Regions from separate parts of the Mus musculus genome. Here regions 1 and 3 are each linked to region 2. Evidence: chromatin loops called from intact Hi-C (ENCODE). Cell type or tissue: left cerebral cortex. All regions are shown on one strand.

Region 1 (8,000 bases), 76 kb before region 2:
GACTATTCTAAGACTGGTAGGCACCCTGAATTATGTGAGGTCTGAGGACTCATCAAGGCCATCAGCCTACACTGCCAGCTTTCTGTCTCCTGCAATCTGATAAGGGCATCCTCTGGTTTTGTTTATGTCTTTGATGAAATGTCGACTAAAGTGAGCCAAGATCAAAGCCTGGTAACAATTTTAATTGATATCAATACCTACTGTCATATAACCCATAAATTACCAAAAACTTTAATTAATACATATGACCTAAGTTAATTCTTAAGACTGCCTTCTAAGGTATTTTAAATATTTTGCAAGTATGAAAACTATAGTTCAGGTAGATTAAATCCTATGATCAACGTCACCTATCTGAGAAGATAAGTTGGAAGGATCCAAAGCCAGGTCTCTGGACAACAAGTTGGTTTACTCCCTTCACAGTAAGGATACTTCACTTGATTACAATCTGCTAGGTCTGTCCTACTTTGTCCACAGAGAGTTCAGTAAGACCGTTCTGAAATGATTTGTTTGAGATATACTATGAATAGGACAGTTCCCTTTAAATGGTCCTCACATTACATGGAGTGCTTCTGTGTGATGGCTGTTTATTATCATAGCACCTCCCTGAGTTTTTATTGAGATATCATTAGAGTACATAAGTGGGGTTAGCATGAGATGGACCTGCACTGACAGCTCATTATTGGGAGCATCCTTTTGTCCTTTCGCTTTACCATTTCTGGTTGAAGACTTCCTGCTTTGTTTTTGTAAACAAGAGGCAAGGGAGAATTGGAAAACATATTAGTGTCTTTTCAAACCTGTCACTGAATAGCAGAAAAGCTGTGCCCCTTCCATGACAGTTCTGATCTACTACAAGGCTCAGTCTCATTACTTGCAGCAGCTTTTGTGTTTCTGGGCTCTGACCTCCCAACTTCTGCCACTCTGCCTGTGAGTACATCCCTGCTTCTGTCTGTCCGCACCTAACAGCCCAACCTCCTCCTGCCACATTTATTTGTTAAAATATGACTTCATTGGTGGCACCTCTAATATGAAACTACTTTGGTTTTGTATATAAATTAGTTTTATATTCTGATTTATTTATCTGATTTTCCTTATTATTTTCATTGGAGTAGAATGATAATTTCATTTTTACCTCGATTCTTCCATACTGTCTGTTTTTACCATCCTGCCAGGGATGTTTCCAGGTATCAGTGGAGAGCTCTGGGGCACCTGCCTAACAATCAACAGCAACCATATTCCTCATGTCTTGACCAGAAAACAAAATAAAGAGACACTCTTTTAAGTGCTGACATGGCTGATTTCTGTATCACAAAGTGGACTTTGTTTTTATCCTGTGGTAAAAAAATTCTACTCAAATGGCCCATATATGTGTGTGTGTGTGTGTGTGTGTGTGTGTGTGTGTGTGTGTGTGTGTGTGTGTATGTATGTATGTATGTATGTATATTTCAGGCTTAGCAATGCTATAATTCTCTGAGACATGCCCCTCCCTCAGAAAAGAGATGAGAGTGTATATTAAGAATGGGCAGAAATGAGTCACATCAAATATGAGCCACACAGGACAACAATGATCACTAGATTATAATAAAAACCAGGTGTTCTTTGCTGCTCTGGCCATCTAAGGCACAAGTCGTCCTTTGGAAGTATTCTAAATACTAAATGCTCCAGTTGGGTGTCTCCTACTAGGTGTGATGGTGGTTCTGCTAGGTCTGCTTACAGAGGCCATTCCACTGCCCAGGGTCAACTTTAAGGAACATCTCAGTAAAGAATCCCAGGCCTCAGAACAGCTCAGGGGCCTCCCTAGAAAACAGCCTACAAATGAAAGCTGACAGCTATCTAAACAAGGCTTCGAAAATGTCCTCAGAAAGTTTCACCCCGTGCAATGTGGAGAATCCGAGATTGGAGGAAAAGGTCCTGGGAGATACCTCTGTCTCAGAATCGTTGTGAGGTCTATACTCATTCCTCCTCACCGAACTTAGTTATTTCCCAGGTAAGAGATAGACATGATTCTACTCCACTCTTACCTACAAAACCAGGGCTCTCATGCCACTTCTGTGGGCAAGACTTTTGGGGCAATGTGGTGGTCTCAATAAGCATTGTCGCCATGGGCTCATTTATTGAACGCTTAGTCACTAAGAAGTGGCACTGTTTGAAAAGATACAAAGGATTGACAGGCATGGCCCTATTGAAGGAAGTGTGTCACTGGGGATGATGGCCTTTGAGGCCACACCAAGCCCAGTTTCTCCCTCTCTCCCTCTCCCTCTCTCCCACTCTCCCTCTCTCCCTCCCCCACCTCCCTCTCCCTCTCCCTTTCCCTCTCCCTCTCCATCTCCAGAACAGGATATAGTTTCCAGCTACTACTCCAGTACCATGTCTGCCTGCCTGCTGCCATGTCCCACCCCTCCTATGATGGCAATGGATTAAATCTCTGAAACTGTAAGCCAACCCCCCCAAATAAATGTTTTCTTTTATAAGAGTTGCTGTGGTCATGATATCTCTTCCCAACAATAGAACAGTGACTAAGACAGGTGAGCTCATTGTCACCTGAGGTCTTCAGCACAACTGAAGACCATGGTACCCTGACCCAGGTACCACTTGATCCTTGATGGGTAGTGAAGAATGGAAGGGCAGCAGGAAACCTGCCTGACAAACTAAAGGCACTTCCTCAGAATCCTCAACTTTGATTAGACAACAGAAGAAATTAAATGCAAAAGGACATGTGGCCTCGCTTATTCTTGATTTCTTATACAACTCGGCAGGTCAGCTCAGCATGCAAAACTTAGGTAGATATTGTTTGTGACATGGCTCTAAAAAATCATCTCTTGATGGTTGAAGGGAGAGACAAGAGGTTGACTCATCCTGAACATTCTAAGTTGGTAAGTGCTGACTGCTTAAAATACTGATGATTCTGTCAAACTTTTAAGTACAAACTCACTACCGAAAGACTGTTGGGAAAACAATCCCAAATACTTCAAGCCAGAAGTCCAAAATTTTGTATGGTTTCTGTGCTTTGTATCCTGTCCTTTCTGTGTTTAAGATACCAATGAGGAGGAGATGGGAATAGAGAAAGAGATGGAAAAGAGTGAATCAGAAGAGAAAATAGCCCAACCCACTCCTTAGCTAGAACTTGACCTGGTTTCTATGTAGAATTTGGTCCATGTGTCTCAGAGGCAAGTGAGCATGTGAACGTGGGAGAACCAGAGATAAAATGAAAACAGAAGCAACACTGGAGACTTCCATTCATTATAAAGTATCCCTGAAGAACTGTGTGAATCTTGAATGGAGTATCCTGGCTTATAAGATAACAGATTCTGTAAGCCCAGAGCAGCGTCACCCCAGGCATAGATGACCTGACACAAGAGAAAGCAGGGCCACAGGCGCTCTGTGGGGAAGGTTGGAGGACAGTCAAGCAGCATCAGGAACACTATCACAGCTACAATGTCTAACTAAATCGTATCACTGACTCTTTCCTTAATCCTCTTGTATTCGAGAAACACCAAAGCATCAACAGGCTGCTCAGCCAGGTGACACAGTGCTTTTATCTGTTGAGTGGGTAACACGTCATTTAGACCTTGAGCCCACTGTTTGAAGCTATGTGATAAAGACCTGAGCATGTGCCATTTCCTACCTCCACCATGTTCCTAGTCTTCATAATGGTCATTCTGGGCAATATACTATAAGGAAACATGTTTCTGTATTATATTTTTCAAAAAAAAATATACTGCTAATGGCCATGACCTAACAATGTAATTGTGTTGAAGACTCCATTCTAGACTGAGGAGGGCCTCTGTGAAGAAGACATCACTCTATTTTTCCATACCAGCAATGCAGCGTTCTCTCTGTAAGCCACCAAGTAGACAGGGCATGGAAGAACTGCTTAGTTTTCTTTAGGAAGGTGGCAAAAAAGCGCTGAGTTTCTTCCATTCACTGTTTGTGCATATCTGGTTGGAATGACTGGTCTATAGGGATACACAGAATCCCTCTGCCAGAGAGGCACCTCCTGGTATAAAAAAGCACTCAACCATGAGACTCAATTTAGTCCTATATCAGTTAGGAATGATTTATATGAAACCATGGGTAGCAGAGATCCTAGGAAAATGGCTTAATATTAAATGACTTGTTTCTTCTTCATGGATACCTTGAGTATAAGATGGAAGCTGTAGACCTTGCTCTAATATTTAGATCCTAGGGAAAGGGAAAGGAGAAATCGTAGTGTACCAGTCACTGGGCAGCTGCTTTTGAAGCTTTTCTGACGATACTGCTCAAGACTTCTTGAATATTAATTATTCAAATATCAATATCATATTAATTATTAATATCAGAGGTTTGATATTTAACCTCTACGTTTTAAAGCAGTTGCAGGATATTTATTTATACATGGTATTTTTTCATCTTAAAGATCTCTTTTTTAAAAAAATATTTATCCATGTGCATGTGTGTATGTGTGTTTGTATGTGTGTGTATTCTGTCTTCATGCACCTGAGAAGAGGGAATCAGATGCCATTAGATATGGATTGTGAGCCACCATATGGTTGGTGGGAACTGACCTCGCAACCTCTGGAAGAAGAGTCAATGCTCTTAACTACTGAGCCATTATCTCCAGCCCTAAGATCCCTTTATTCTTATACTTACTACGAGACTTTTTAGAAAATAGTAGATGGGTGCTAAATTGTGCCAAATGCCTTCTCTACTTCTACTGAAGTGATTATGGGTTTTCTACGATGCTCTGTTAATATAGGAACAATGTAGGTTGATTCAAATGGTGTTCATCCCTTTGAATACTCCAGGGAGATGGCTTGATTGTGGTAGTAGCGTCTTTCTCTAAGGCTGGATTCGGTTTGGTACTGCACTGTTCGACTCTTGCGTTGGAGTCATGAGTGAGACTGGTCTTCAGTCTTTCTTCGGTAATGTGTTTGTTGGGTTGATGTCCGAGTGCTGGACAAACTGCTCAGGATGGAGCAGACTGCTACGGCCTCAGGTTACATCTATTATTATATCTTTCTTAAATGTCTGGTAAGATCCTGCACTAAATCCACTTGCAACTTAGGTTTTCTTTATGGAAATATTTTGACTGGAAAATAAAATTGCTTAAACACAAAACTACTATTGAATCTGTCTGCCTGGGTTATATTTCTTAAGGAATTTGTCATTTTATGTAAGTTTCCAAATTTATCTTCATGAAAGTATTTGTAATATTTTTCTCATTCCTTTGATATCTGAAGTTATCTTTCTTTCAATCCCAATAATGGTGATTTTTTCCTTCTTAATCCATCTTGTTAGATGTCTGCAATTTTGCTAATCTTTTCAACATACAAATCTAGAAATGCATTCTATTTCTCTGTTGCTTTATGCACATTGATTCTGTCCTTGCTGATTTTTTTGCTTTTTAATTACCTTGAAATTGATTGGTTCTTTGTATGGTTTCTTAATGTGAGAACTTAAATCATAAATTTTATATTTTCTTGTCTAATATAAACCATGAGGCAACCCAACCCCCTCCAAACATTAGATCTTCCCTCTTCAGATCCCTCAGGCCCAGGGTCCCACTCTGCTTGCTGTGTGACTACAAGCCATGCAGAACATTAACTTTAAATATTTGGACATTTTATTATACTGCCATTTGTTTTTAGCTCATCCCATTTTGTCCAGAAAGAACACTTTAAGAGTTTGTTCTTTCAGTGTCTGCCGAGGCTGTCTTTATGTTTAGGGACCAGCTGTCTGGCTAACCCATATGTCAGTTAAGTGGTTACTGTGTAAATACCAGCTTCATCCTATTTATTTATATTAGTGTCAAACCCACCACTTTTTTATTAATTATTGATGTTAGGACAAGTTGATTCACATTAGTTAAAACTGTATGTGTTTATTGATTATATAATCCCATCAGTTATTGAAAGGAAGGTGTTAAAGTCTATAGCTGTTGTTTGTAGGTGAACATTTCTTTCTTTAGCTCTATACATTTTTACATGCACTCTGAATTTGTTATGTAAAATACATTATTGTTATATACATATATACATATACAGACATATATAGATATATATGTCTTCCTGATAATTAAACTGTCATCATGAAGCACCCATTTATCAATGTGTTCCTAGCCTGGAAATCTGTTCAGTGTTGTATTTAAATCCTCTTTCTGGCTCAGTGCTTTCATCCTGCTACTTAAAACGTGCCTGGGCCACCTTACTGAAACTGTGTCTTTTTACAGGCAATAAGTGATTAACTTTGGCCTTTAAATTGGTCTTTTAATTTCTGCTTTATGTACAATTTATTTTTTTTTTTTTGGAAAAAATAGACTTTCAGCTTTTTTTTTTTTTTTTTCCATTTTTTATTAGGTATTTAGCTCATTTACATTTCCAATGCTATACCAAAAGTCCCCCTTACCCACCCACCCCCACTCCCCTACCCACCCACTCCCCCCCTTTGGCCCTGGCGTTCCCCTGTACCGGGGCACACAAAGTCTGCGTGTCCAATGGGCCTCTCTTTCCAGTGATGGCCGACTAGGCCATCTTTTGATACATATGCAGCTAGAGTCAAGAGCTCAGGGGTACTGGTTAGTTCATAATGTTTTTCAACCTATAGGGTTGAAGATCCCTTTAGCTCCTTGGATACTTTCTCTAGCTCCTCCATTGGGAGCCCTGTGATCCATCCATTAGCTGACTGTGAGCATCCACTTCTGTGTTTGCTAGGCCCCGGGATAGTCTCACAAGAGACAGCTACATCTGGGTCCTTTCGATAAAATCTTGCTAGTATATGCAATGGTGTCAGCGTTTGGATGCTGATTATGGGGTGGATCCCTGGATATGGCAGTCTCTACATGGTCCATCCTTTCATCTCAGCTCCAAACTTTGTTTCTGTAACTCCTTCCATGGGTGTTTTGTTCCCACTTCTAAGGAGGGGCATAGTGTCCACACTTCAGTCTTCATTTTTCTTGAGTTTCATGTGTTTAGGAAATTGTATCTTATATCGTGGGTATCCTAGGTTTTGGGCTAGTATCCACTTATCAGTGAGTACATATTGTGTGAGTTCCTTTGTGATTGTGTTACCTCACTCAGGATGATGCTCTCCAGGTCCATCCATTTGGCTAGGAATTTCATAAATTCATTCTTTTTAATAGCTGAGTAGTACTCCATTGTGTAGATGTACCACATTTTCTGTATCCATTCCTCTGTTGAGGGGCATCTGGGTTCTTTCCAGTTTCTGGCTATTATAAATAAGGCTGCTATGAACATAGTGGAGCATGTGTCCTTCTTACCAGTTGGGGCTTCTTCTGGATATATGCCCAGGAGAGGTATTGCTGGATCCTCCGGTAGTACTATGTCCAATTTTCTGAGGAACCGCCAGACTGATTTCCAGAGTGGTTGTACAAGCCTGCAATTCCACCAACAATGGAGGAGTGTTCCTCTTTCTCCACATCCTCGCCAGCATCTGCTGTCACCTGAATTTTTGATCTTAGCCATTCTCACTGGTGTGAGGTGGAATCTCAGGGTTGTTTTGATTTGCATTTCCCTGATGATTAAGGATGTTGAACATTTTTTCAGGTGCTTCTCTGCCATTCGGTATTCCTCAGGTGAGAATTCTTTGTTCAGTTCTGAGCCCCATTTTTTAAGGGGGTTATTTGATTTTCTGAGGTCCACCTTCTTGAGTTCTTTATATATGTTGGATATTAGTCCCCTATCTGATTTAGGATAGGTAAAGATCCTTTCCCAGTCTGTTGGTGGTCTTTTTGTCTTATAGACAGTGTCTTTTGCCTTGCAGAAACTTTGGAGTTTCATTAGGTCCCATTTGTCAATTCTCGATCTTACAGCACAAGCCATTGCTGTTCTGTTCAGGAATTTTTCCCCTGTGCCCATATCTTCAAGGCTTTTCCCCACTTTCTCCTCTATAAGTTTCAGTGTCTCTGGTTTTATGTGAAGTTCCTTGATCCACTTAGATTTGACCTTAGTACAAGGAGATAAGTATGGATCGATTCGCATTCTTCTACATGATAACAACCAGTTGTG
Region 2 (8,000 bases):
CCTGGGAAGGAGATGCTGTCACAAGGAACAATTCTGATGTTGAAAACAGACTTTGGCCTGCTCATTACAGTCTATGTTACACATCTGATTTTTTGTTTTTGTTTTTGTTTTGTTTGTTTGTTTGTTTTTCAAGACAGGGTTTCTCTGGATAGCCCTGACTGTCCTGGAACTCACTTTATAGGCCAGGCTGGCCTCGAACTCAGAAATCCACCTGCCTCTGCCTCCCAAGTGCTGGGATTAAAGGCGTGCACCACCACTGCCCGGCTAAAATGTGTAGCCCAGGCTGGCCTCAAACTCGTTATCCTCCTGCCTCTGTCTCTTTCAGTAAATCCTACAGGCATGTGCCACCACTACCGGCATGATTATTTAACTGTAGCTGGTCCACTTTAAATGGAAATGAAGAGTGGGTTGAATTCTTGGAGTTATCTATTGTGAAATGTGCTTTCTTAATCTCGTAGAGGCAGAAAGATGCTGGCGAGGGTGACTTCACACAGTTGCCTTTCTTCCCTAGTTCTGATGGCTTATAACGTCTACTGCATCAGAGACAACATCGTCCTTTCTCATGTCAAATCCCAGTTTGGTGGCAGTGCTGCATTGGAATCTTTTTGATGTCCTCACTGACACCATATTTACTATTGTTATAGATTTATATTGTTACTGCAGATATAGTGATTTTAACTAATTCGTAGGAATAGTCTCATCATGATTCTTCCTGTGATGTTAGACATTTTTTTCCTTTCTCAAATTCTGGGTCTGCTGCTTTTCTCATTAGGACCTAATCAATCAAGATCACCATGCAGGATGTTTTGAAGCTCTCAGATAGTTTTTGTTTTTAATTCCCCTATGACAAAGTGTCTCACATAGTTCATTCTTAGTAAGAACTAGCTGTCTCACTCAAAGATAAGTAACAAATACCATTGAGGTCAATTATTCACATTACAGAGGACAGAGGTGCTGGCTGGTAAAATGAATGGTGGGTGAATGTAGGTACATACCCATATTTGAAAATCTGTTATCTTAGCCTTAAATAGCCCTACACTGCACAGATAAGATTCAAATCAACAGTAGACTAAGCTTCCACATGTTCAGAGGTCAATTTCCCTTTTGACTCCCATCTATAATAGTTTTAGTGACATTTTCAAAAGCTAGACATGAAGGAAAGATGGTAACACGATACAGGAGACAACTGCCTTTTTTTTTTTTTTAATCTAAATTCTGAATGTCTGTGAACCTCACTTTATACTTAGAGAACAAATCAGAGTTAAGTTGGCCAGTAGACCAATTTGTACAAATGCAAACAAGTTAAAAATCCAATGGCATAAATAAACTACAGCTAGTCACACAGTCAGTGAAGTTAGAACAGAGTGCTCTCTGCTTTTGTGGATGGTGAAGTATACAGTGTGGTGTGTGCTGCCTCAAATCTTCCAGGCTCATTAGCAAAGGCTAGGAATGATGCTTCTCTGACCATGGCATACATTTATTTATGGAAAAGGATAGATTCAGAGAAACCAGGGAGGTCTCTGGGGGACAGAGACAAACATGCAGCCCTTGCTGACTTGCTCTTCCATCTTAGAGTTGGCTCAGTGTCAAAGTTGCCAGCATAGGATCAGAGGTGACAGCCATGTCATCTAAATTTGATCTCCTAAGTCCATAAAAGCCAGATGTGATGGCTTGCATTTGCAACCCCCATACTCCTTAGGCCAGAGGGGAGACAGAGACAGGAGAATCAGTGGAAGCTTGCAGGCCAGCTATCATGGAGTATGCAGGGCTACAAAAACAAGAGAGATAGTGCCTTGACAAGGTGCAAGGAGAAAACTAACTCCTAAAAGCTGTCCTCTGACCTTTACGTGTGTGTGTGTGTGTGTGTGTGTGTGTGTGTGTGTGTGTACATGTGCACACACACATACACACCACCACCACCACCACCAACAGCAGCAACAGAAAGGAGTGAGTGCATATGCAAAAAAGGAAAAGGAAATTCCAAATTTCCAAACCTGCATTCATGCCCTGGGAATATATGTTCTAAAGAAGTGAATAATTGAGATGATTAAGCAACCTCAGTACACACTCATCTGGAGAATTTTACTAAGCCTTGGAGAAGAGGGATTGTTGATTAAGTAAAAGCGCATCTACGTGGTGTCTATGTAATTAACTGTGTAACTGGTTATACACATAGGACTTCCACCTACTATTGATGAGCCATTGAATTTCTTCAATAACACAAAATGCTAATTGCCTGCCAACCAATACACTGCCTCCCTCTCTGTGGTCCAATTGCTTACTTGTGTGAATTCGTGAGGATAGACAATTTTGTCTATTCTTATCCATTTAATAAACATGACTTGCTGCTAAATGTATCTTTGTTTAGATGATTAAACTTGATTACATTTTTTTTTGTTAAATTTAGGGGATGATAGATAAATTTGCTGTAAAGGTGAAGGCAACCTTGTAAAACTACACAGTATGATAGAATGAACAGATTTTTAGACTGGGGAAAGCTGGATCCGAATCCCTGTGCTAAGCATTAGTGATATAAATGTAAGCAGCTTAGTGCTTGTCTCTCTGAGCCTGCTTCCATATGTATAGCTAAGACATAGCAATCCGCCCCATAGACACTCAATGAGATGACATGTGTAAAAGCTGGTGAACATCTCCCCTCCAAGTTAAATAAATAAATGCAGGCCCCTCTGGTTTTCTTCTCTCTAGTTGTTACCCTCTTTTTTTCAACTTCTGGCAATAAGTCTGATACACAGAGTAAAAACAGTGGAGAAGGACTTTTGACTAGGCCTGAGAGACAGCAGACCTCTGTGACAGTCCAGGTGGCAAATAGTTGAGGCTTTGCCTTCATACAGTCTCCGGTGCAATGACTTGACTTTGTCATTATAATCACAATGGCTGCATGAGCAAGTTTGCCTTCCAGTAAACATTTACTGGAAGAGCAAGCAGTAGGCTGTGTTGAGCTTGCATGATGTAACTGAACACCTGATAGTGCAGAAAGGCATTTGAGAAGTCCGTGGATGGCACAGGACATGGTATCATGGAGAGTCTTTTAAGTTAGAAACAGAGATGCTCCCAGATCTTCCCCAACACCTTGTTTTAAATGCCAGCTAGCTGGCTGACTTTACAAGTGACCTCCCCATCCCCCCCACCCCACCCCGGCTCAGAGATCATCTCTCAAAGGGCCGAGCTCAATAATCTCCAAGGAAACTGCTACTTCTTCAAACCTAGGATCCTAGGGAGACAGCAGTCCGCTGGAGAGAACCTCAAAGGTGGCCTGAGTCTTGGCATTTGATTGGCTTCCTCTTTCATGGTTGGTCAGTGAAACATAAAGAACAACAGGAGCTCTTGGGGTATTAGTGTGATTTATTTTCTGAAAGGGGGGGAAGATAACATTAGGTCAAAAGAAATGTTCTTTTTCAGAGGCAATTGGAACCGTTATTCAGTTCTAAATGTCATGTGTAATTTCATACAGTTTAAAGCCAGAGTGTGGTGTCAGTGGCAGACGACCTGAAAATTGAAGTCTTGCTTCTCCACAGCAAGCGGTGCACTGGCTGTAAACATGATATATTAATTAGAGGAGAAAGAAATCAATCGAAATTGTTTTGAAAAGGAAAGCGTCATAGAAAAGTGTTTATACAGGAATAATAAGGCCCCGTGTGTTGCAAATGGATGCATTAATATGTTGAAGAAAATACATATTCTTTCAAAATCCTTGATGTAATGAATTTTTTTAAAAAAATGCTGAACTCAGAATTTAGAGAATGAGTTTATTATTCAGGTGCTGTTGTGAGGTGACCCAAGTCCTTCTCCCTCCTGGCTCAAATCAGCTCTTCCCAGAAAACATAGTAAGTCTTACTATCCTTGCTGGGTGTCGGGCACATTACTGAGTGTAACATCTCACCAAATTTCTGATGGTATTGCAGTTTTAGGAATGAGGAAACTGAAGCACAGAGAAGCTTGTTCCAGAAGCAGACTTGAACGCAGGTCTTTGCTGCACAGTACATCAGCATGTTTTCTCTACTGGGCTCTTTGGATCAACCGTTCCTAATGAGCTTGAAGCAGAGCTGGTGCCTAAACCTTCCTTTCCTCCTACTTCATCTTGGCTGTCTTTCAGAAACCTGAGTGATCAAAACACAAAGAGAGAGAGAGAGAGCACGACAGCTATAGATTTTTTTCTATCTCTGAAAAGCAAATGAATGGAGACTTTCCAGATTATCCCAATTTATGATAATGACTCATTCCTCTGTATTCAGATATGTGGTTTTTAATAATACATCACACATGGGTGAATAATTTACCTTGGCTTTCCAGCTAGATTTTAACATTCTTATGAATAGAGAACATATGTCTTACTCCTTCGCTTATCTACCACAGTAATTAGTAGTCAGCCTGTCAATAGCACACAGCTTCCTGGAGAACACGTCATGCCAGCTGGGTGCGCTAGGGTGTGTCTGTGATTCCTGCACTTGGAAACAAAGGCAGGAAGATGGCTGCAGGTTCAAGGCCAGCCTGGTCTACACAGGCTAGCAAGGGTTAAAGAATGAGACCTCATCGTATGTGTGTGTATAAATATGCATAGATACATATGAGTGTATGTGTATACATATATGTGTGTGCACGCGTCTGTGTGTGTATATTGAATGAGGAGATGAAGGACCTAGACCAGGAATTCCTCAAGACTGATCCAAGGCAGAACACCACAAGTCTCTATAGCTTCTTTGGAGGAAATAATTTGCTTTCAAAGTAGAGCCAACAAACTCCATGCAAGATGTTCCTGGTTCATTTGGGTGTCCCCTAGGTGAGTCCCTTGCAATGCCACGCTTCTCCAGCTTCAGTAACTTGTGTGTGACCACTGTTCTTTCTATCCTATTTATATAGGCTCTGCTCTGTCATTTACTTAAACATTCTCTGAGTGAACTCAGCACTTTTACTTAAAGGAATTATTTAAATTGCTAATAATAATATCTCATGCAATACAAGCAGCGTGTATGTTGCTTGTGTCTATGTATATTATTCAGGAAGTTAATAACAGCAACAGCAATAACAACAAAACAAATAGATGCACTGTGTTTTTTTCTGAACGCTTTCAGTCTTTGATTGCCTGTGTGGAAGAGGTAGAGAGTCAGCTACACACACACACACACACACACACACACACACAAAACAAACCCTACTCTCACTTATAAGTCCTCGTTTGGCAGAACTTGCCCCCCCCACTCCCATTCTGTGTTGAAGAGCTTATGGAACTGCACTGAAGGGTCAAGGCATTTATTTATACACCAACTCCAGTGAGTGGGTAGCTGTGGGCAGCTGAGTTTGGGCACTGTCTCTTCCCTGGCACTCGAGGCTGCACCAAGAGCTTTCCCTATCTGTGAGCTTGAGTATTGGGATGGGATGGAGATGCAGTAGAGCCTAGATATCACAATATCCATCCCCCCCCCCATCAAAGAACTGTGATAGGGTACAGCCCATAACCACCTAGCACACCGCTGTCACTAAAGTCTTGTTGTTGGCTGGGATGTAACTCTTGCCATAAAGCTCTTTGCAACCATTCTCGACTGCTTTCCTCCAATGAAATGCCTACTACTAGTGAAGGGGTATACAAGTAGAAAAATAATTTTGCCGGAAAATATGCATACATTTTTCTATCATCTACACTACAAAGGCAGCCCTCGTTGAATGAGGGGGGGGGAACCCACTGGCCATTAATTCAGCTTAAACCAATGAATGACTTCTTGCATGTCTGTGTGGCTCAACCATGAAATCCTAGAGAACTTCCAGAGAGCCATGACCCGGAACACCCTGCTCCTCTTCAGAACACTATTTATAGTGTGTCCCGTGTGCAGCCGACTTTAAAGTTTTCGTCTCCAATGTTCCTCAGCCTGTGTAGATGGCATTTATGCAATTCAGAAAAAGACGCTTTGACAAGATTAGTCAGCAGCAAGGTCCTCTGACGCAGCTCCATCTAGTTAAAAATAGAAAGAGGATGCTTTGCCTAAGTCATCGTGCTGGGTGGCATTAGAGAACTGACCACAGTTTTGGTTCCCACATCCTGTTCTTTTATCCAGAAATAGACGAAAACTCTGTCCCTGGATTTTCGACAAGACCTTTTGCTTCTGTGACCTTGGCTTTCTTCTCATTCTTCTTGTTCTGTGTTCTTCTGCCCACTTTCCTCCCTGCACTCTGTAATATAAAATCTCAACTGTCAGCCAGGGGCTCTAGAGTCTGTTCTGACCTCTACTCTGTCTCCCCACCCAACCCCTGGTCCCAGGGGTTGCAAACTCTAGGCCAAATTGACAGTGTGACCTAAAGTCTGGCAGGTGTGTGAGGCAGCCCACTTATATCTCATCTGCAGGATGAGGAAGCTCCTACTGCATTTCCTACAGAGCCACTGGCTTTTTCCAGAACATTCAAAGACGCAGGTTATTATGGGAACTCATCTAATTATTAATGTTAGAAATAAAATTGTATTTTACTGTGTTTTAAAATAAAGTAGAACCCAGAGCATGAACTTTAGTTTGTAGATTCTGCTCCAGTGTTTTTTGGAGATTTTGTATGTTGAGAAAATGGGACTCTACAAAATCTAGAAGTTCTAGGTGAAACTGTCTGCCTTTTCTCATTCTTGACTTATGATACTAAAAGGGTATGAGTCTATAACAGAAGCCCTGGAATCCGATTTACCACTGGCTCTGTGTAGCTATAGAACTTCATACTAACTGCTTCAGTGGCAATGACCTTCAGACATCTACAAACCTCCATCGGCCTGTCTTTCTCATCTTAGAGACTGACTCCCCACAGCAGTTGATGGTCCATATATTTTTTTCATTTTCTCACATTAGAGGGCAGCTTTGTTGGCGGCCTGTTTTGTGTAAACCCCAAGCAGTAACATTGATGAAGCACTCAGAAAGTCTCCTTCCCTTGGGGCAACTATCATCATTCCTAGCACCTGCTACTTTCTGTTTCCATCTCTGCTACAGCATCTCAGTCCTCTGACCCTTTTCTCTATAAACAAAACAACAACAACTGTAGGACTATGAAAGGCAGCCTGATTTCTGGTTGAGCTAGGTTGGAAACCTGGAGACCCTGCAGTGGATAACCCTGCCACACTCCTTAACACCAGGCTCCTGACACATGGTTGCAGCTCTCCATAATTCTGTGGCCATCAGTCACATAAGGGCAACGCCCCAAGCCTCTCCACAGGTAGAGGATGTGACTACAGATCATATAGCCTGAAGACAGATCTCCATTTTAATGAACTACCTAAAGGCCTGGAGGCTTAGCCAATGATACTAAAACATTCCTCCCTGCAACAAAGTATTTAACCTCAAGCCTGCCCTGAGAAAGTGGGGTACAGTTTACTCTTGGCCACTCTCAGCCATGACAATAAATGCCTTAGAACCATGGACTGTCTCTTTTCATCAGGACCTGTTGTGAGGAAGCAATGGAACAGGCCTTGGTCTAAAGAGCTGGCCGCTAATCTATCCCAGAAGGCCTCTCAGGGCTCCCAGCCATGGCCTCCACCAAGCTAAGCCGCCCACTGACCAAGCCAAGGACTCTCCTCCCCATGGAACCTAACCGGAGCTCCCTTCTTTTCCCCTTCGGCCCTGGGCTAGATCCAGCCCACCAGAGCCCCCACCCCTGTTTTCAGCGCTTCTGTGGTTCCCAACAGCATCTAGGTGTTCAAGAGCATGAGAACCAGATGCCCGCAGCCTCCTAGCAGGTCCGGGACCCCCGGAGCGGTGTCCAGCAGCTTCTCATAGTCCAATACCTGCCCCTCACCAATGTGAGATCAGCACAGTCAACTTCCGGAGTCCCACCTCCCGAGCAGGCGCAGGGTGGCGTGGGAGGCGGGGGGGGGGGGGGGGGGGGCAATGCCAACTCCAAGCAACCATGTTGAAGTCATGTGGGGAAGGGTAGAGGCTCACAGCAGGACTAGGTTGGCTCTCCAGTAGCCCCTGCATTGGATGCCAGGCTTTCATACCCCAGTGGTGCTGCAAATA
Region 3 (8,000 bases), 90 kb before region 2:
CCATGACAAGATGCTAAGATAAGGCTCTCAACATTATCTACAAATAAAATAGTTTGTCCTAGCTTAAAATAATAAATAAAGCCACGGAAACAATGAGCATACATGCCACACACTGTGTGGGCAGTATTAGTTTTTTTTTTTAATTTTTTTTAGATTTATTCATTTACTTATGTATCTGAGTACACTATCACCTCTCTTCAGAGACACTAGAAGTGAGCATTGATCCCATTACAGATGGTTGTGATCCACCATGTGGTTACTAGGAATTGAACTCAGAATCTCTGGAAGAGCAAACAGTGCTCTTAACCGCTGAGCCATCTCTCCAGCCCCAGGATTAGGATTTTTAAATCTTTGGTCTGGAGCCTGGAGACATGGCTTAGAGGTTAACAGCACTGACTGAGGCTCTCCCAAAGCGTGGGTTTCATCCTTATTACCCATATTAGGGCTCCCAACTAACTACAGTTCTAGATTAGATGCCATCTTCTGGTCTCTTCTGGCACTGCATGCACGTGCTGCACAGAAATACATGCAGGCAAAATACCCATACACAAAGTAATATAAAAACAATTCTTAACGTAAAAAAATCTTTGATCTGTTGAAGAGATGCTATTGAAAAACCTAGAATTCTTAATTCATAATTAGTTTATGTACTGAAAGTTATATAGTTTATCTTAATTATGTGAAACCAACACTCAAAGGGCAATGGGAACAAAAAGTTGGTAAGCCTTTTTCTATGTAGCGTTGCTTTGAATCCACTGCTGTAGGACATTTGGAAAGGTTCACAAGCATGGGGTAGTCCTGTCTCTAACAAATAGCATGTTATCTATAGGTGAGGTGCAAAGGGCACCCATAGGGAGAGGACCATGAGGTGAGGTTCAGGGCCCACTCTGCCATCGCTATGGGAGTGCTCAACATCCAGACACGTGTAGCCAATTTACAGATGCAAACCATAGGAAATATTGGCTTATCATTAATTGCATAACCCAATGGTATTTTCTCCAACATGATTATATAAGGAAGGGAACAGTTTTTCTGCAGTTTTTAAATAGGGCCATATAAACAGGCTGAATCTTTGAGACTTGAGGAGAAGGGAAAGAAATAGATTTGCTAACCTCCAAGGAAGTCCAGAAGAGTGAAAGGCTAGCAGGGCAGTGGCTCAGTCACCCGCATGAGACACACTTGTGCGATGCACTAAAGAAATTTGGTCTTTCTGGAAGAAAATTAAAGATAAACATGCTCTGAGCTCTGATCTTTATGAGCCATTGCCTGGGCTATAAAAATGTCTATTTCATGGTCTCCACATGCAGGCTTATATTCAAGTATGACTTCCATCTCAGATGTTTACCATCATATTGAAGAAATGATACGTAAATTTTATCATACAGTAAATATTACCTTTTAGCCTTCCAGACGGTGTGCTGGGAGTTGAGGGTGTGAGTCATACCAGCAAATCAGATCAGAATGTAAGACAGTGGGCTTCAGAGTCAGGAGCCAAGTCAGCACAAGGAGACTACGTTCTCTTCTTGGCTTCTGGCACATATACTTTTGGGCAGATGACATAATGCTCCTACCGTGAAGGTGGCTCACTAAGGCTGGCAGGAGTCTGTTGTTTTCAATACTCTAGGCTCTGCTGAAGAGCTGGAGCTCTGGCACCAAACAAAACAGGCAAACCCTACCTCCATGCAGGCCAAGAGACCAGGGAGACCTCATCAAGAAATTAAATTATAAGAAAAATAATTTTAAAAAATAAAATAAATGAGATAACATAAATGTCGATGATAAAATAAGACAAGGAAAATAAATGAGGGAGGTTCAGCTAAGTACCTCCCAAACCTGACTTCAGATCCCTTCGTCCCTGGACAAATGAACCCACTTACTTCCTTAGCTTTTTTCTTTCTTTCTTTTTCTCTCTCTCTTTCTTTCTTTCTTTCTTTCTTTCTTTCTTTCTTTCTTTCTTCCTTCCTTCCTTCCTTCCTTCCTTTCTTCCTTTCTTTCTTTCCTTCTTTCTTTCTTTCTTTCTTTCTTTCTTTCTTTCTTTCTTTTTAATTTTTATTACATTTACTGAGAGAGACAGAGAGAGGAATGAGTACCTTCATGCTGTGGTGTGCATGTGCAGATCAGAGAACAAGTTGCTGGGATCCATTCTCAGCTTGGGCCATGGAACCTTTGGAGATCAATCTTGAACCTTCAGGTTTGGTGGCAAGAGCCTTTACCCACCGAGCCATCCTGTTGACCTTTATAAAGAACTTATGTGATCTATGCATGCATTTCATCTGTGTCTGAGCCACAGTATTTAAACTACTATAACAGGACTTACTAAGAATGACATTTTTAAACAAACAAGCGAGAGGATGAAGGTAGGATTTTCCATAAGGGAACGGAGGGAATGTAAGTATGATCGGAAGGCAGCTATGTTTGGAGAAGAACATTCCAAGCTGAAGCAAAGCCAAGCACTGAGCAAGAGTTTGCCCGTAGCAGGGAGTTGTGGCCCCATGGGAGGGAGAGGGAGTGAGACAGATGAGGAGAACCAGTGTGGGGTGAGGTTGAATGCTTTTGTGTTTTATAACATAGAAAACTTCACTTTACAGTGAGTGGAATGACCGACCTTTAATATCATCAACTCACTACTGCTGAGAGGCACAAGAGTGGGCCATTCAGTAGGTGTTACAGTAATGTACCACAAACATAATGGTGACAGGGACCAGAATGTAGCATTAGTGAGATCAGATTCTGCATCTCTTTTGACAGTAGGCTAAGTAAGATTTGTTCATACAGTGGATGTGTGTAGTAAAATACATGACATTGATTTGTTAGGTCTACCATAATAAACTACGATAGGCTTAAAAATTAAAAAATATTGTTTTTCCAAAATTTAGAGGCTGAAAGTTCAAGATCAAGAAATTAATAGATTTGGATTCCAAGAAATTCTCTTTTACACATGGCCACCTTCTTACACCATGTTCTCAGTGTCCCTTCCTTCCTCTTTCATTGTTTCCCAACCCCCACCCCTTGTGACTTCATTTAACCTTCGTTTATGTTTATCTATGCTGTGGCCCCTTTTTAAAACTATGGATTAGGCACACTATGGATTAGGGCTTCAACATTTAAACTTTGAAGAAGACATAATAGATAAAGACGAGCCTACTGCTGAGCAATTGGGAGATGGTGTTACCTTATGCCCAGTAGATATCCTGTTAGCCAGCTAAACTGTTGGAATGAAAGGGTGTGGTCCAGAGAGGAGGGCTAAGCCAGAGATGCTCTAGGCTGGCCAGCACCAACACAGACACCACTCAGTTGGGTGAAACATCCAACTCAGACACATGCAAAAGACATGAGGTAAAAAGATGCAGCTGTGGTGTTTAATGCAGAACTGGCAGAGATTAAAGCATAGAGGTACTTTGGAAGAGAGAAAAGTGAGGGCTTTTCCAAGGATTCAGGGAATGAAAGGGGTGTGGACTGGGAAGGAGAGTGCAATCCATGAAGGGGTTGGGTTTGTTTTGGGGTTTTTTTTTTGTTTGTTTGTTTTTTTGTAAGATGGCATGGGGGCCTGTTTATATGCTGATGAGAATGATACAGATTTTTTCAGCCATAAAAAGATAAGTAGTAGAGTCTCTTAGTGTAGCTAAGAGGATTAAACATGGCAAAGCATGCCATGACAAAAGTCCCCACCCCCAAGACGAAGCCAGAGAAGACACATAACCAGAAGCCCACATGGTGTAGTAGGTGCTTCTGCTGACAGGCGTGGAAGGCGAGAGAGTGTAAGATGGACTGAGATCTGTGGGAGGTGCTGTGGGATGTTGGGGTCCAGTGAATATTAGTGGCATCTTAGCCTTGCCACATCAGCAAGGCCAGCAGAAAACTCAAGGAAGGCTGAGGATTTAACCCCACGTGTCATTCTGCTTTCAGTCTGATCTTCCCTGGGGTCCGCCTGGCCTCTGACAGCCAGTTCAGTGATTTCCTGGATGGCCTGGGCCCTGCTCAGCTAGTGGGACGCCAGACCCTGGCTACTCCTGCAATGGGTAAGACTTTCTGTCACATGACTTCACTGTCCTTTAGATTACTGAAAGTCACATTCCCTCAATTTCATGCTACTTTTAACAAGATTACCAGCAAGAAAAAAGAGTCTTAGGTTTTAACAGTAAATGTTCTCAGTTTTTTCATTTGTAAAAATGAAATGATTTCTGATCATCTTCGGACATAAGAATATATCTGGAGAATGTCTGACCCAGAGTTCTTTGGCACAAGCATTCTTCCTACATCCTGTTTTTCTTTCCTATGTGCCCACCAGGTGACATTCAGGTGGGAATGATGGATAAAAAGGGACAGCTGGAGGTAGAAATCATCCGGGCGCGCGGCCTTGTGGTAAAACCAGGTTCCAAGACACTGCCAGGTAAAACAGAAGAGAGTCTGTTATTCTTATGTCTGTGTCGTTTGGTGTAAATGGTGCCTTTCTTTGCCGAGATCTTCTTAATCAAGAAGTGAGTAGAGAACTCTGCTGTCACAGTGCGTGGGGGCTGAGCTGTCTGCCAGCATTCTGAGGGAGCTGTGAGTGACAAGGGGGAAGGGAGCGTACAAGTACATGCACAGCGGAGGCCTCCGCCTTTGCTCAGGCACATTGTCACAGTGTGTGCTGCAAGTGTAGTTTCCAGTTAGCTGCTGTTTTATGTTATTCTTTGGTTTACTGAGAACTTCAGTTTTTTTCCTTAGGCATCCTTCAAGTTCTGGAATTAAAATAAAAATAGACTAGATCTACACAGGCCCATAGACTATGAATGCTGGCTGCTCTAAGACAAATGTTCAGGCCTACAGTATGTAAGAGGCTCTGGCATAACTTGATGCCACGTGTTTCAAGCATCATTATAATTCAAGGTGCTCGGAGCCATAGCTTGGTGCATGAGAGATCCAGCACATAAAGATGTGGATTCTGAAAGTGTCCCTGTTCCCAAAGCCCACACTGACATAATTATGCATTTCTCTCTCAACTCCTCAATCCTTATAGGAATTTTGAAGTAAAGTTATGTTTCTGACTGTACCACTTTAGAATTACGTTGTAAAGATTCTGAGAGTAGTTGACATCTTCACCATAATGAACAGCATGAGACATGGGAATGTCGCATGTCATGTCTCAGCGTCTGTCATAGAAGGTTGTAGGCATAGAATTCCTAGTGAGCTGCATTTCCAAGCTCCTTCTGAATGTATCACCTCAGAGCCCATCCCTGCTTGGACTCACACCATTACCAGTTAGTAAATGCTTTGAATAGTAAGGGAGCCCTGTGGGGTAGTGGAAAAAAAAAAAAAAAAACCTCCTCATTTCAAACATGTCTAATGAGATCCAAATATTGGTAATTTAAAGACTAAGACATTGCTCTTGAATCTTGTTTGTAAGTGGATGCATATTGCCTTATTTAATTCACATTTAAATCTCTACAAGAAGGAGTTGTGGAGAGAAAAAAGACCCTCACAGGCTATGTCAATATACTTAATACTGAATGGCTGACAACTGTCCATTGTGGCTCTGACGTGGAAGGCATGCCAGTGGCTTGAGTGCTGCCAGCTCTTCAGTGAAGATGAAGCCATTGTGCTTGCCCTCTATGTGCTGGGTACTTCACAGTCTTGCTCATCACTCACTCTGTTCTTTTCTCCCAAGCACCGTATGTCAAGGTGTATCTGTTAGACAACGGAGTCTGCATAGCCAAAAAGAAAACCAAGGTGGCGAGAAAGACCCTGGAGCCCCTGTACCAGCAGCTCTTGTCCTTCGAGGAGAGCCCCCAGGGGAGGGTGTTACAGGTACGTGTTCACGGCTGACCTCTGACACAGAAAGGGGTGGCCATGAAGCCACACTGTAAGTCTAGCATCTCTTCTGTGAATTTCTTCCCCGTTCGTCATGGCTGAAATTCTCTGTCAGCTGCAAGGCAGTGGCCAGTGCTGTATAGCTGTTCTTGTTGCTGTTCCCCTTAAAGGGAAAGACCAAGGACGCAGACACGTGAACCTGAGTTACACTCCAGCTCAGTTTGCCCTACACTATTATGCGGTTTTCCTAATGTCACTCTGGCTTCTGGGAATTAAAGGCAGCAGTGCCATTAATCAGACACCCTTGACAGCAGCTTATTAGCTAAGCACATTTTCCTGTCTTAGTTATGATTGGTTTCTCTGCTGTGATGTGCATGTCTATAGTAACATTACTTTTTTGTTTTCTGCCAACAGATCATTGTCTGGGGAGATTATGGTCGTATGGATCACAAATCCTTTATGGGAGTGGCCCAGATACTCTTAGATGAACTGGAACTATCCAACATGGTGATTGGATGGTTCAAACTCTTCCCTCCTTCCTCCCTAGTAGATCCAACCTTGGCACCTCTGACAAGAAGAGCTTCCCAATCGTCTCTGGAAAGTTCTACCGGACCTTCTTACTCTCGTTCATAGCAACTATAAAACTGTTGTCACAACAACCAGCGATACAAAAACCAGAAGAAAACGCACAGGTGGAAGCCCCTGGTAACACTGCATGCTTGATGTTGTGTCTACAGAGCCCACGTCTAGGGATACCAAGCAGTCCTGTGTTCTCAGAGGAAGTCGTACACATTGTGCCCTAGCAAAGGCCCTCAGGTGAAAGAGCAGAGCTGTGAAGAACTATCTATCAGGTTTGGAGTTCAATGACACTCGAGTTTTGGTCCATTCTGAAGCCATGGATTAATCTTAAAGAATCAGTCAGCCCTTTTCAATGGCTCCTTTATATTTTTATCAATTTTCTTCATTTATCTGACCCCAAAGCCCTGTTATGCCACAGAAATGGAGCTCTACAGCCATTAAGACACATTACAGGCCAAGGAGCAAAGACCTAGGAAGCAAGCATCAGGTGAAAAGCAAGAGACCAAAGAAGTGGTCAGGAGCAGAGTCAGCCACCGTTCCTGGAGGGGCTCCAGCAGGGAGAGCGGCCGCCGGGGCTGCTCCGGGAGGGAGGCAGGCATGTCATTCACTAATGCCGAGATGTACTGGACTCTGAAAATCAAAATTCTGTGACTGCACTGTACTGAATGAAATTAAAGAAACTTTTTTTGCATGGACACAGATTAGCTGAATATTTAAATTATTTTCTCGGGGCTGCAACTTGCAAAAAAAAAAAAAAAAGAATAAAAATCAGCCATTTTCAACAATTTATATTATTTTTAAAAATAAATTTCACTAGTGCATGGTTTTACAATGGGAGAGAATGCAACAGGGTGGTACAAAGACACACCGTGCTTATTCTTTAATCAGAGTCTGTGTTTTGGCAGACAATACAAATGAAAATACTTTCTAGCAGATACTTAAAATTCTCTTTATGTGACAATAAGTATAATATATTCAATTTATTTCCATGTTAAATATACAGATCTTATGATGTTCAATATGTGCAAATTTTTCACATCTTTCTTCCTCTTGTCTGTCTCACTTTTCTTCTCCCACTTTTAACCTCTTCTTTCCTTTCTCCCCTCCTCAGTGAGTCTTACTCAACACCACAAGTCTTTGACCCGACCCTCTTATAGCCCAGATTTGATTCAGAGCCATAGATGCATCTGAATTCACAGATTTCTCAGATCTGTCCGAGAGCTTTCTTTATTTCAAGCATGTTGAAGGATTTTGCAACATGACTTGGGACATACAGCAAGTCAGCGCGCATTTGACAAAGAAGATATCTGAACAGTTGCAGTTTATTGTACAGTGCATGGTAATTTTTTTCACCTTAAAGATTCAGTTTACAAGAAAATTTTCAAACCACATGGCATTGTAATGTCCAACAAATTTGTTTTTAGCACCAGCATTAGTCATACAGGGGGTTAAGTATTATTTGTAGGTCTTAGGTTTTGTTTGTTTGTTAATTTGGTAAAGCAGTTTCTTTAGCTGATTTCCATTTACTATGTGAATAGAAACACTGCTCAACATGTGGAACCCTGAAACACAGGGCTGTTTATTAATTCATTTTTCTGTAGGAAAATTCAATTTTTCACAAATTATATTTC

What was found. Peaks named below come from ENCODE experiments on the same cell type or tissue, not always from the same donor. Only the 100,000 strongest peaks of a DNase experiment are listed, where the experiment ranks them.
Region 1: it touches region 2 in a loop (2.5-fold over the local background); 3 of 42 quality-filtered maps call a loop at or near these places.
Region 3: a loop joins it to region 2, with 2.5 times the contacts of the local background. A loop is called at or near these places in 3 of 42 quality-filtered maps.

The regions. Positions count from the first base shown.
Region 1 is chr15:39,689,020-39,697,019 of GRCm38, forward strand. No RefSeq gene overlaps it. Among named protein-coding and RNA genes, the nearest start is that of Dcstamp, 53 kb to the right of the region's middle. In left cerebral cortex, no CTCF peak of the experiment used is centred here; a DNase peak (open chromatin) is centred at 3,137; H3K27ac peaks cover 595 bases.
Region 2 is chr15:39,765,141-39,773,140 of GRCm38, forward strand. It overlaps a transcript of Dpys not described here. Among named protein-coding and RNA genes, the nearest start is that of Dcstamp, 23 kb to the left of the region's middle. In left cerebral cortex, no CTCF peak of the experiment used is centred here; DNase peaks (open chromatin) are centred at 2,546, 4,060, 4,405 and 5,949; H3K27ac peaks cover 2,266 bases.
Region 3 is chr15:39,675,342-39,683,341 of GRCm38, forward strand. Rims2 (regulating synaptic membrane exocytosis 2) reads left to right here. Exons shown (of 27, transcript NM_053271.2): 24 at 3,907-4,019; 25 at 4,289-4,390; 26 at 5,648-5,787; 27 at 6,205-8,000. The coding sequence ends at 6,423. Among named protein-coding and RNA genes, the nearest start is that of Dcstamp, 67 kb to the right of the region's middle. In left cerebral cortex, a CTCF peak has its summit at 496 (motif pointing left); DNase peaks (open chromatin) are centred at 3,809 and 4,548; H3K27ac peaks cover 849 bases.